Linked DNA regions of Homo sapiens: region 2 is linked to region 1. The links are chromatin loops, found by intact Hi-C in ENCODE. Cell type or tissue: GM12878. All regions are shown on one strand.

Region 1 (2,500 bases):
CTTCCTGTGGCCCTCCCGGGAATTATAACCCCCGGGTGCCATGTCCTAATTGGTCTCGGTAGCAGGCTCCGGGGTGCGCTTTCGGGGGCTAGGGGACAGCGAAAGACTCAGCCACAAAGGCCGCAGTCTGGTCCTAAAACTAGCCAGTGGCGTCACACTGCGCCGCTCATCCCTTCTGCGGCAAGCGGAAGGGTCAGAGTCGGTCTGCAAAGAACGAGCCTTTGGCCTCAAAATCCTACATTGAGGCTTTCTCACCCCTTCGCCCGGTGGGATAAAGGTGAAAGAGACGGTTGGGATTTAATAAGGGGTAGGGATGAGAATCTGGGAAGTTAAAATGAAGTAAGTGCATTTATTGGAAATTAGGAGTCCCGTGGTTCCGGGAGCTCAAACCGAATGGTGTTTTTACCGCTGCCTAACGCTAGAGAGAGCCCTCCATCAAGGTTTGAAACCGTCAACCCCTTTCTCGCCCCTCCCCTCCTTCCCATTGACCTAGTTTGGCCAGAGCCTCCCGATTTGGAGAATGCCTTCCGCCCTTCCCCCCTCCTCTCCAGCCAGAGAGGCTACAGAGGCTGTTGGATTATTGGTAATCTAATAACTCCAATAACCCGCTGAAAAATCCAAAGGGAAATCTGAAAGTGTAAAGCACTGTTTAGGGACAAGGACAAGGAATTTTAATAAGGCTGCAACTGCCGTAGTGAACCCCGCATCAGGGGCCCTGCCGTGGGGCTCCCGGTCTCAGCAGTGTTTCAGCCAACTAGCTGCACGGCTGCAGACACCACCGTGGTCCGGCGGCAGGGGGTGAGGTCAAATCGCGGAGCTGTTTTTATTCTTGGGGGAAAACACTCTTCGCCCTCTTGGCTGGGGAACGGGAGGGTGCAGGAGACGACAGTAAATAAAAGCGAATTTGATAACGCGATGGCCTCGACAGCCGCTTTGGATAACCGAGGTGTTCGGGGACATTGTGTCCTGACTTTCATTTCTATCACGTTTCCTGCCAACAGTGCTCTTGCAAGCCTGCAAGCTTCTAGGAAATGCAATAAAACAGAGGGATGTGTTTTATCATCAAGATCTGAAGAGGAGTTGCAGAAGGGACGTTCCCCATACGCTCAGCGCGAGACAGCCTTCCAGAAGGGCCCGAAGACAATGCCAGCAAATCGCGTCCCGGAGCAGAGATCCCTCGGCCGTCCTGGCTGGACTGGGCTCAGCCTTTGCAAAAAGGCTGGCGGGGGAGGGGAGAAGCATGATCTCCTCAAGCAAACAATGCCTTTAAAAATCCGATCTGGAAAGAAGTCAGCCAAGGTCCTTATTCACGTTAATGAAGATGGAAGGCACTAACTGTCCTTGGAAAGCGATGAGTCAAACTTGACCGCGCTTCAAACTCGTTCCCAGATTCGTTTCCAGTCCGAACAGAGGCGCGTTTCTCCGACGCGGCCTCCGACGGCTCCCGCAGTGGGAGGGGCCGAACTCGATCCCCGCCGACCCGGGCGGGGGCGACGGCGCTGTCTCCCCCTGCAGAGCGCGCCTGCTGCCGCTAGGGGCCGCCAGCATGCGGACGCGCGTTTGCCATCTTAAGTCACGAGCTCGGAGAAAGAAAACTTTACGGAGGAACTGTTGTGGCACAAATTCTGGCCTATCCACATGACCCCCACCCCCTCACACACACACACCCGGTTTCTCGCCAGGCTACTATGCAGAGGATGTTAGGAAGGGGAAGAGAGCGATTTCAGAATCGAGGCTCGCCCTGCAAGTCTTTGGTCCAGGCCTTAACCCCCCTCTTAACACGCAAACCCCCGAGCTCCGAGACCCACACCCTTCAGCACCATCTGGGCTTTTCGTGTCATTACCGAAAATCTTAGGCCATATTTTCTTTAAAAAAAATCCTCCAAGACTGCTGGGGAGCGGTTTCCAATGAACACTGGCAACAAAGGTGACCTAAGAGGTTAAACTCATGGTTCTGGCAGCCGCTCCTTTCTCATAAATACTTCTAAGGAGCTGAGATAAACCCGCCTTTGGCTTTCAGTCACTGACATGAAATTCAGAAGCTTAAAATCTGGTCCTGGTTAAGTCACTAACTCACCACTAACAAGCCTCCTCGTCGGGCCTGTTTCCTCAACTGCAAAACAGAGTTGTACGTCCCAAAGCCCCTGAGCTCCTAGGTGGCATCCTTCCACTACCGACTTCCCCTAAGAGGGGCCACAGGGACAGGAAGATGGTGTGTTCGAAGCGGGTTATTTGTGGTTTTTCTTAGTGCAAATAGATGCTCATCGCTGAGTGATGGGCAAGCAGCGAGGCCTTTCTGATTTTCATCCCTCTTGCCAAAACTTTGGAGGTTGTATGCCATCCCCATTGGAGGGTGCCCTCCTTCTGTCAGTCCTAGCATCTGGTCAGGGTACCGCCGCCCGGGAGGTGGAACGGCGAGCCCACCGCCCATGGCCGCGAACTCGATCTCAGCCCACCGCTAGGTGGCAGGCCAGCCCGTCCGAGAATCGCCGCGCGGCCG
Region 2 (2,500 bases), 1.0 Mb after region 1:
TTTACAGCAGTTTATTTTAGAGGAATTCTTTGCATTTTATTTGTATGTGTGTATACTTATTTTACTGGCAGGATACACACACATGTATATACACACACACACATACATATATACACATACATACATATATATATGAATGTATGTTTGTATCCTGTCAGTAATACTTTGAGGTACCTAGGGCTGAGATTACTATTTCTCTTCCACCTATGGCTCAAATGGGTAAAATAGCTTACTCAAAGTCACAGTTCATACATGTGGTGCAGCTTGAATCAAAACTCAATTCTTCTATCCACAGATTTACCACTACTTGAGTAGTCTGTGGTGTTTAAAAAAAATAATAAACAACAGGCCGGGCACAGCGGCTCACACCTGTAATCCCAGCACTTTGGGAGGCTGAGGCAGGTGGATCACAAGGTCAGGAGTTTGAGATCAGCCTGGCTAACATAGTGAAACCCCGTTTCTACTAAAAATACAAAAAATTAGCTGGGCATGGTGACGTGCGCCTGTAATCCCAGCTACTCGGGAGGCTGAGGCAGGAGAATCACTTGAACCCGGGAGGCAGAGGTTGCTGTGAGCCAAGATTGTGCCGTTGCACTCCAGCTTGGGCAACAAGAGCAAAACTCTGTCTCAAAGTAATAATAATAATAAGACGAAGAAGTAACAAAGCCAAACTGGAAAGTTTCTGTTAAATGAATGTTCTAGATAATACCAACGTATAAAGCAATCATTTTATACCAGCTATGGTCAAACAGGGACCAGAGCCTTGACTTTTTTTTGCCTCAACACAGCTCTGCAGAACCCACTCAGTACCCCATGTCCTACTGCCATTCCTTTGGTTTCCAGAACATTGAGATGTACAAATCCAAAACACCACAGTGTTTCAGAGAGAAATGGCATGACTCTACTGGTTGCAATTGTAATGGAGTTCACCTTGTTCTGGAGTCATACAGAAGCCATGTTGTAGACTTAGTGTCCCACGCAATACTCCTAATTACAATGAAAATCTACTGTTAGGTAGAAGGAGAAATTCCTCACAATCAGGCAACAGCGCCTACTAGTGGGAAGAAACTGATACTTGAGGTAGGGCACCTGGGAGATAGCTCTGTGCATCTTGAGAGAGTGCTACACTGAGAGCCCAAAGGCTCTCAGGTCTCATCTCTCCTGACAGCTTGCTATGACATCTTAATCAATGAATTGCCTCTCTCTTACCCTTTGTTATAGAGTCTGTAAATGAAGAGTTTGGAATGGCTACTTTCTAAATTTTCTACACGTCCTATGACCCTTGAAATCCTCTTAACAATGTATTATGGATACTTTGCTACTAAACGGTAAAACAGAATCCCGAGTAAGATGAATTGGCTTCCTAAGGAAGTAGTGTCAGGGGAGAATAGCACCATCTTTGGGGCCAGTTCCATTTATGCAGGTAATATGGTATGGTCCAGCTCAAAGATCACTGGACTGGGCTGAGTTGCAACTCTGCTACCTACTTCTCAAGTCATGTACAAGGTCATTCCTATGTTAACTCATGTGTTGGGAAGATGATAATTGTCTCATTTAGCTTTTAGTTATTATAAGATTCATATGAGAATATAGAAATTATGAAGTTTTATGTGAATCTGCAAATTTATTTTCAGTCTTTATATATCACAATTTTAATTTAGGCTAATTATAATTTTTATTTTCCCCTTTTTGTTCTATATTCTAAATTCGTATCTCCCATGGAGGCAGGTACTGTATGGACAAAATCTTTTATTAGTCACATATTGTTTTCATCCATTTTGTGCTGCTATAGCAGAATAACTGAGACTGGGTAATTTATAAAGAATGAAAATTTATTTTATCACGGTTCTAGAGGCTGGTAAGTCCAAGATCAAGGCACCAGCAGGCTTGGTTTTCTGGTGAGGGCTACTCTCTGTTTCCAGGATGGTGCTTTGTGCTACCTCCTCACATGGCAGACAGTGGAAGAGCAAGCCAGCAGAATGCCGCATGAAGCCTCTTTCACAAAGGGCTTTATCCCATTCATGACAGAGAAGCCCGTATGGCCTGATCAACACTTTTTAATAAAATCACAATATCTACTGCTGAATTTTGGAGGGAACCAATTCAAATCATAGCACACATCTTTTCTAAAATGGAAAGGGTAATATGATCATTGGAGAAATACTCATTCCTTTGCATATTGGTTTACTATCCAAGCCAGGTGTGGTGGTTCACACTTGTAATTCCAGCACTTTGGGAGGCCGAGATGGGTGGATCACCTGATGTCAGGAGTTTGAGACTAGCCTGGCCAACATGGTGAAACCCCATCTCTACTACAAATATCAAAAAATTAGCCAGCCATGGTGGCACACACCTGTAATCCCAGCTACTCAGGAGGCTGGGGCCAGAGAATTGCTTGAACCTGGGAGGCAGAGGTTGCAGTGAGCCAAGATCGCACCACTGCACTCCAACCTGGGCAACCGAGTGAGACTCCATCTCAAAAAATAAAAAAAAAAGTTTA

Evidence for each region. Peaks named below come from ENCODE experiments on the same cell type or tissue, not always from the same donor. Only the 100,000 strongest peaks of a DNase experiment are listed, where the experiment ranks them.
Region 2: it touches region 1 in a loop (11-fold over the local background); 21 of 110 quality-filtered maps call a loop at or near these places.

What each region holds. Positions count from the first base shown.
Region 1 is chr3:187,738,577-187,741,076 of GRCh38, forward strand. All of the region lies in intron 1 of BCL6 (BCL6 transcription repressor), which reads right to left. Among named protein-coding and RNA genes, the nearest start is that of BCL6-AS1, 3.8 kb to the right of the region's middle. RefSeq lists an enhancer at 1-520 and a silencer at 1,022-1,197. In GM12878, CTCF peaks have their summits at 424, 1,535 (motif pointing right) and 2,461 (motif pointing right); a DNase peak (open chromatin) is centred at 445; H3K4me3 peaks cover 1,817 bases; H3K27me3 peaks cover 298 bases.
Region 2 is chr3:188,748,155-188,750,654 of GRCh38, forward strand. The region is part of intron 8 of LPP (LIM domain containing preferred translocation partner in lipoma); the gene reads left to right. Among named protein-coding and RNA genes, the nearest start is that of MIR28, 61 kb to the left of the region's middle. In GM12878, a CTCF peak has its summit at 1,050; a DNase peak (open chromatin) is centred at 1,009.